2 separate regions of the Mus musculus genome follow, and region 2 is linked to region 1. The links are chromatin contacts, found by Hi-C in ENCODE. All regions are on one chromosome and are shown on one strand. Each heading gives the region's core, a stretch centred on a gene start or an enhancer-like site at or near the end of the contact. The rest is flanking DNA. Distances are from core to core; before and after follow the strand shown.

Region 1 (2,546 bases), core at 31-2,530:
TGGTATGTTAGGGTCTGGAAAGAACCTGAATCCTGGCTGGGTCCCATATTGTCTAACCAGGGTTATCAAGCAGGAGGAGAAAAAGAAGATGAAGAAGTCCAGGCTGCTTGACTGAGACCAAAATCCTTGGAAAACAATGGTCACAGGGGTGGGATCTCAGAATCTTCTAGAAGCTCATCTTCAGGGAAAAGGAGAGACAGAAGACTGGAGCTGAAAGAAGAGTGTCCGCTGATGGGGTAGAGCAGACAAGAGAGTGAGAAAGGGGAAGAGGGACTGGAAGGAAGGAAGAGCCGGCCAGCAATCTGCACATGCGCATGGGGCATGACTACAAGGAGCAGAGGGGGCCGTGAGCATGAGATCCCAACAGGGCCGCACAGAGAATGACCTGTCAACAGTGTTGAGACCGCCCTCCATTCAATCCTTTTTCTTGTAGATTAGTTTGACTGGAATAAAGTACATTTTAACCTTCTTCAGTAAAGATATTCATTAAAAAAAAAAAAAAAAAAAAAAAAAAGCTGGGTGTGGTGGCGCACGCCTTTAATCCCAGCACTCGGGAGGCAGAGGCAGGCGGATTTCTGAGTTCGAGGCCAGCCTGGTCTACAAAGTGAAGTCCAGGTCAGCCAGGGCTATACAGAGAAACCCTGTCTCGAAAAACCAAAACCAAACAAACAAACAAACAAACAAACAAGCTTTAAGATTTCCCATGGTTGTCGTCATCCAACTAGCAGAAAGATCGGTTCTGCCCTTCATTGATGCACTACACTTTGCCAGGGAGGATTCGAATAGGGTATTTTCCAGTCTCTGCCATTACGGAGATTAAATCAAGATAAGGGAAAGAGGAAATCCCACAACTGAAAACAGCGTCAAACACTAGAGGACTCAGTGATACAAAAGGAAAGTTGACAAAACACCAGCACAATTGCTGTCAGAAATTAAGGTTTAATTGGTCCTGGTTAAGTTCTGGGCTTCGGAATTTTGAAAAAAAATTCCACGTGACTCGAAGGAGCAGACAAGCTTGGGATTCACCATGTCCTGAGGCTAGTGGCAGGATGCAGAGGGCAAAACTGGAATGTGAAAAACAGGCCACCTTAAGTCATGTCAGGTTGATATTTGGGACGTTTAAGCAGCGCTTCCGTTTCCCTAAGCCGCGAAACCAGAGCCCAGAGCCTGGCTGCCTCTCGCCGTGGACGAGTCCTGGATGCGCATGTGCAACCGGGCTCTACGGCCTCTGGGAGCATGCGCAGTCGTGGCGCGCGTGGGGGGGGGGCTAAGGGGCGGGGCCTGGAGCCTTAGCGGGCCGCGTTCCCGGAAGTTCAAAGTCTCCGGGCGCCAGTGGCTTGCGTCCCGCGTTCCCGGGGACGGCACGTGGCTGCCCCGCGTCAGCCCGGGCCCGATCGTGTCGCCCTGGAGCCGCGGGTGTCAGTCGCGGAAGCGGTGTCGTCGCTGACCATCGCGGATGCGTTCGTCGGGGCCTGTGAGGGCCCCGCGCCGCCGCGCCCCGCGCTGCCCAGCAGGTTCATCTGCTCCTTTCCCGACTGCAGCGCCAGTTACAACAAAGCCTGGAAGCTAGACGCGCACCTATGCAAACACACGGGGGAGGTAACCTGGCCGCCCGTGTGCACGGCAGGGCCTGGCGCAGGGGCTGCGTCCTGGGCTTGGCTGGGGCAGGGCAGGGCAGGGCAGGGCAGGGCAGGGCAGGGCAGGGCAGGGCAGGCGCTCTGCAAAGACCGAATTCTAGGATGTCAGGATTTCCTGCAAGCAACAAGTGTGCACCCTTTTAATTGCAGGCGGGCTTTGGTCGGGTACTAAGGCTGTGGGTAAAGGTGGTCAGGAAAAGCCTTCCTGCTTGGCCCTTTACCCTGGTTCTTATATTTGGTTGTACCCTGGTCTATCTCTTGACAGACTTACCAACCCACTGTTGTCCCTCATAACATACTTTGTAACTTTATCCCTGTTTCTCTTTGACCATTCTGTTCCCACATTTTGGCCTTTCTTTGTCCCTGTGTCCGAGGCAGAGCTTGCTTTCTAGTGGACACTTAAAAGTTGTGGTTCATCACCATCATCATTATTATCATTGTTTTTTTGAGACGGGGTTTCTCTGTGTAACTCACTCTGAACTCACTCTGTAGACCTGACTGGCCTCGAACTCAAAGATCCACTTGCCTCTGCCTCCAGAGTGCTAGTATTAAAGGTGTGCACCACCACACGTGGCTTTGAAGTTGTGTTTATTGTTCCAAACTCGACAATAATTTGATTAGTACGGGTCCTGCCCTGGGACTGGATCTGAACAAGGTTCTTTGACGCCGTGCTGAGCAGTGTGGCTCACTTGTGTCTTCCTGTCCACTGGCTGTGATTGAAGGCTTGATGCCACCTTTCCTGTATTTCAGATTATTTCCATAGTTGGGAAACACAGAACTGGATGTTAGGATATGATATAGCTTTACTGTGGATTCATGACAGCATCCCCTTCCCCACCTCCAGGGTCCCACTTGGAGATTGTGTTTGGGGCTGGGAGCTGTTTCCTTCGGTTGCCTTTGCACCTGTGA
Region 2 (2,546 bases), core at 14-2,513, 910 kb after region 1:
TTCTCTCTGCTTCTGACTGCAGAACCCAAGTGACCAGCCGCCTCATCCTCCGGCCAGCACAGCTAAGACCTGTTTTGTCTTCTTCTCCTTCGTGCTATGCCATACTCTCATAATGTGAGCAACAGGGCTGGAGAGATGGCTCCGCGGTTAAGAGCATCTGTTGCGTCCCTTTCCCAGCACCCAGAGGGTGGTTCCCAACCATCTACCTATAACTCCAGTCCTATAAGACCCTAAGACTCTTTCGTGTTGGCAAACACCGCTAATGTTGCAAAAGAGTGTGAGGGCACCAGGCACACACCTGATGCACACGCAGACAGTCAAACAAAACGTTTTAGAGGAATCCTTTAAAAATTAATTTTAAAAAGCTTAATGAAAAGCCGGGCGTGGTGGTGCACGCCTTTAATCCCAGCACTTGGGAGGCAGAGGCAGGCGGATTTCTGAGTTCGAGGCCAGCCTAGTCTACAGAGTGAGTTCCAGGACAGCCAGGGCTACACAGAGAAACCCTGTCTCGAATAACAAAAAAAAAAAAAAAAGCTTAATGAAAAGACTTAGGGAGATGACTCATGTACAACATGTAGAACCACGTTATTTGTAATTCTAAGAGCCTGACATACGTTAGCTCTGATGACCCTGACTTAAAATTGTCACCACCACCACCCCCATGTCACCGAAAAGGACTTAGTCCCAGGGAACCTCCCAAGTCTTTGCTGTCTTCCAGTCTGGCCACACTGACCATATCGCCGCCTTCTGCCTCCCGCTTTTAAGTTGCTTATTATGAACGAACCGGTGGCCAGACCTGACTTGGGACTCAGGTTGTGATTGCCCCCCAAGTTCGGAAATATCCACACCCCACAACCCTGGAGCCCGCCTCTGCCTGAGGCTCGGTGCCTAAGCTAGCTTGGTCCTTTCCTTAGGTTCTACACATACCCAGCCTCGGACCTTCGATTTATAAAACCGTAAAGGCCTGTTGTCCCACTTTTGACTCAGCAGAAGGACTTTATGTAAATCACCACCGTGCGTCCTTGGATGGCCCGTGGGAAGTCTGTGCATTTGCACACGCCCATCTAACACCGTCCCGCGAGGCCAGGGCCAGTGCACACCCGAGCTGCGCCCTTGGCCCTCGCTCACCGGGGGACAGCGAGCGTGGGAGCCCCGGCCCAACGCTACTCCCTGCTCCTCCCACGCCCCCTTTCCTTCCTGGCCGGAAGGACGCACTTCCGGCGGATGGGGCGGAGGGGTGGGCGTCTCGGCCCCGGAAACGGAAGTGAGCGGTTTGGCCGGCGGACTCGAGCAGGTTTATAGATCTCACAGAGCTGTTTCAAAGATGGTGAGTGAGCGCGGAGGGCCGCCGTCGCGGCGGGTACTCGTGGTGCGGGCACGATCGCGACTGCCCGGTCCCGGCGGGTGTCTGACGTGGGCGGGACCCGGGCTGCACTCTCTCGGGTGGTCCTGGCTCCGATCGGACGGCGCGGGTCAGTTCCCCGGGCCTCCCAGGCCACAGCGCCCCTTCCCAGCAGTGGAGGCGGATGCACTCCATGCACTGGGCACCTCCGAAAGCCAAGCCTTGTGTGCGTGTTGGGACACGCCACGTGCCTTCTCCCTTAGGGTGACTGCACCCCTACACCCGCCAAGGCGCACGACCGCCCGTTGCATTCGTACAGCTCAGCCTCGGTTTACAAACATCTCTCTGTGTGCCATGTGTCGCTCCCGTTTTGTTCGTATAGTTAGTGCTTGAACTCCCTCGCATCCCCCTCTGGCCTCTCCTCCCCTTCTGGCCTCTCCTCCTGCCCCACTTTCTGTTTCTCTTTGAGCATAGTCCTGAGTCACTATGGCACTCCTCCGCACGCCATCTGCCCACGTCCAGAAAGCTTGGATTGGCAGAGACCGCTAACCAGTGTAAAGGAATGTGAGAAACGCTGAAATATGAATGGTTTTTAGGTCTTCATAGACTTAACTTGTATCTGACACTGAACTAGAACCTTAAGGAGTCCTCATATTTTACAAAAGGACACCGGGACGATAGTAACAGCAATACTAGAGTTCAGAATTTCCCCTTTGTGTGTAGCGAAACTTCTCCTTTGGTGCTTTTCAGTACATCTGTCCCCAGGAGAACACTGTACTGTAGTGGTGTCAGTCAGCATTGGGACAGCTATAATCATAGACAGGGCCAGTCCTGGAAGTCTGTGCTTGACTGGCAGTCACGGAGTAGGTGACTGTCCAGGATAGATTACCTGTTGTCTTCCTGATCCCCGTGGTTTCCTGTGTGAAGAGTGGGGACACCAACAGTACCAGGCCCTTGAATTATAGAGTTGGAGCCCCGAACTCTATTTCTCAGATGTTAATGAGGTCTAGAAGGAGATTGTTAGCGATTTTGTTGGTGAGGTGGTGTGTTTTGGGGAAACCTTGTGCAGAATTGGGGAGACTGGTGAGGCTCAAGCAAGACCCAGTTGGGGCTGCTGACATTCCCCCCCATGCGAGCTGCCAGGTCAAATACACAGGTGAAGTAAGTCTATCAACTAGCTGCTTTCTCAGAATTGTTTGGTCTA

The links. Hi-C counts contacts between places; a loop is a spot of excess contacts on that map.
Region 2: a map of T-helper 17 cell shows a loop between it and region 1 (2.9-fold over the local background). The contact joins the promoter of Pomp here to the promoter of Gtf3a in region 1. A Hi-C loop is called at or near these places in 2 of 37 maps with a recorded cell type or tissue (T-helper 17 cell and v-Abl transformed pro-B cells).

The regions. Positions count from the first base shown.
Region 1 is chr5:146,947,377-146,949,922 of GRCm38, forward strand. Gtf3a (general transcription factor III A) reads left to right here and starts at 1,281. Exons shown (of 9, transcript NM_025652.3): 1 at 1,281-1,599. The coding sequence starts at 1,405.
Region 2 is chr5:147,859,365-147,861,910 of GRCm38, forward strand. It overlaps Pomp (proteasome maturation protein), which reads left to right and starts at 1,264. Exons shown (of 6, transcript NM_025624.3): 1 at 1,264-1,327. The coding sequence starts at 1,325.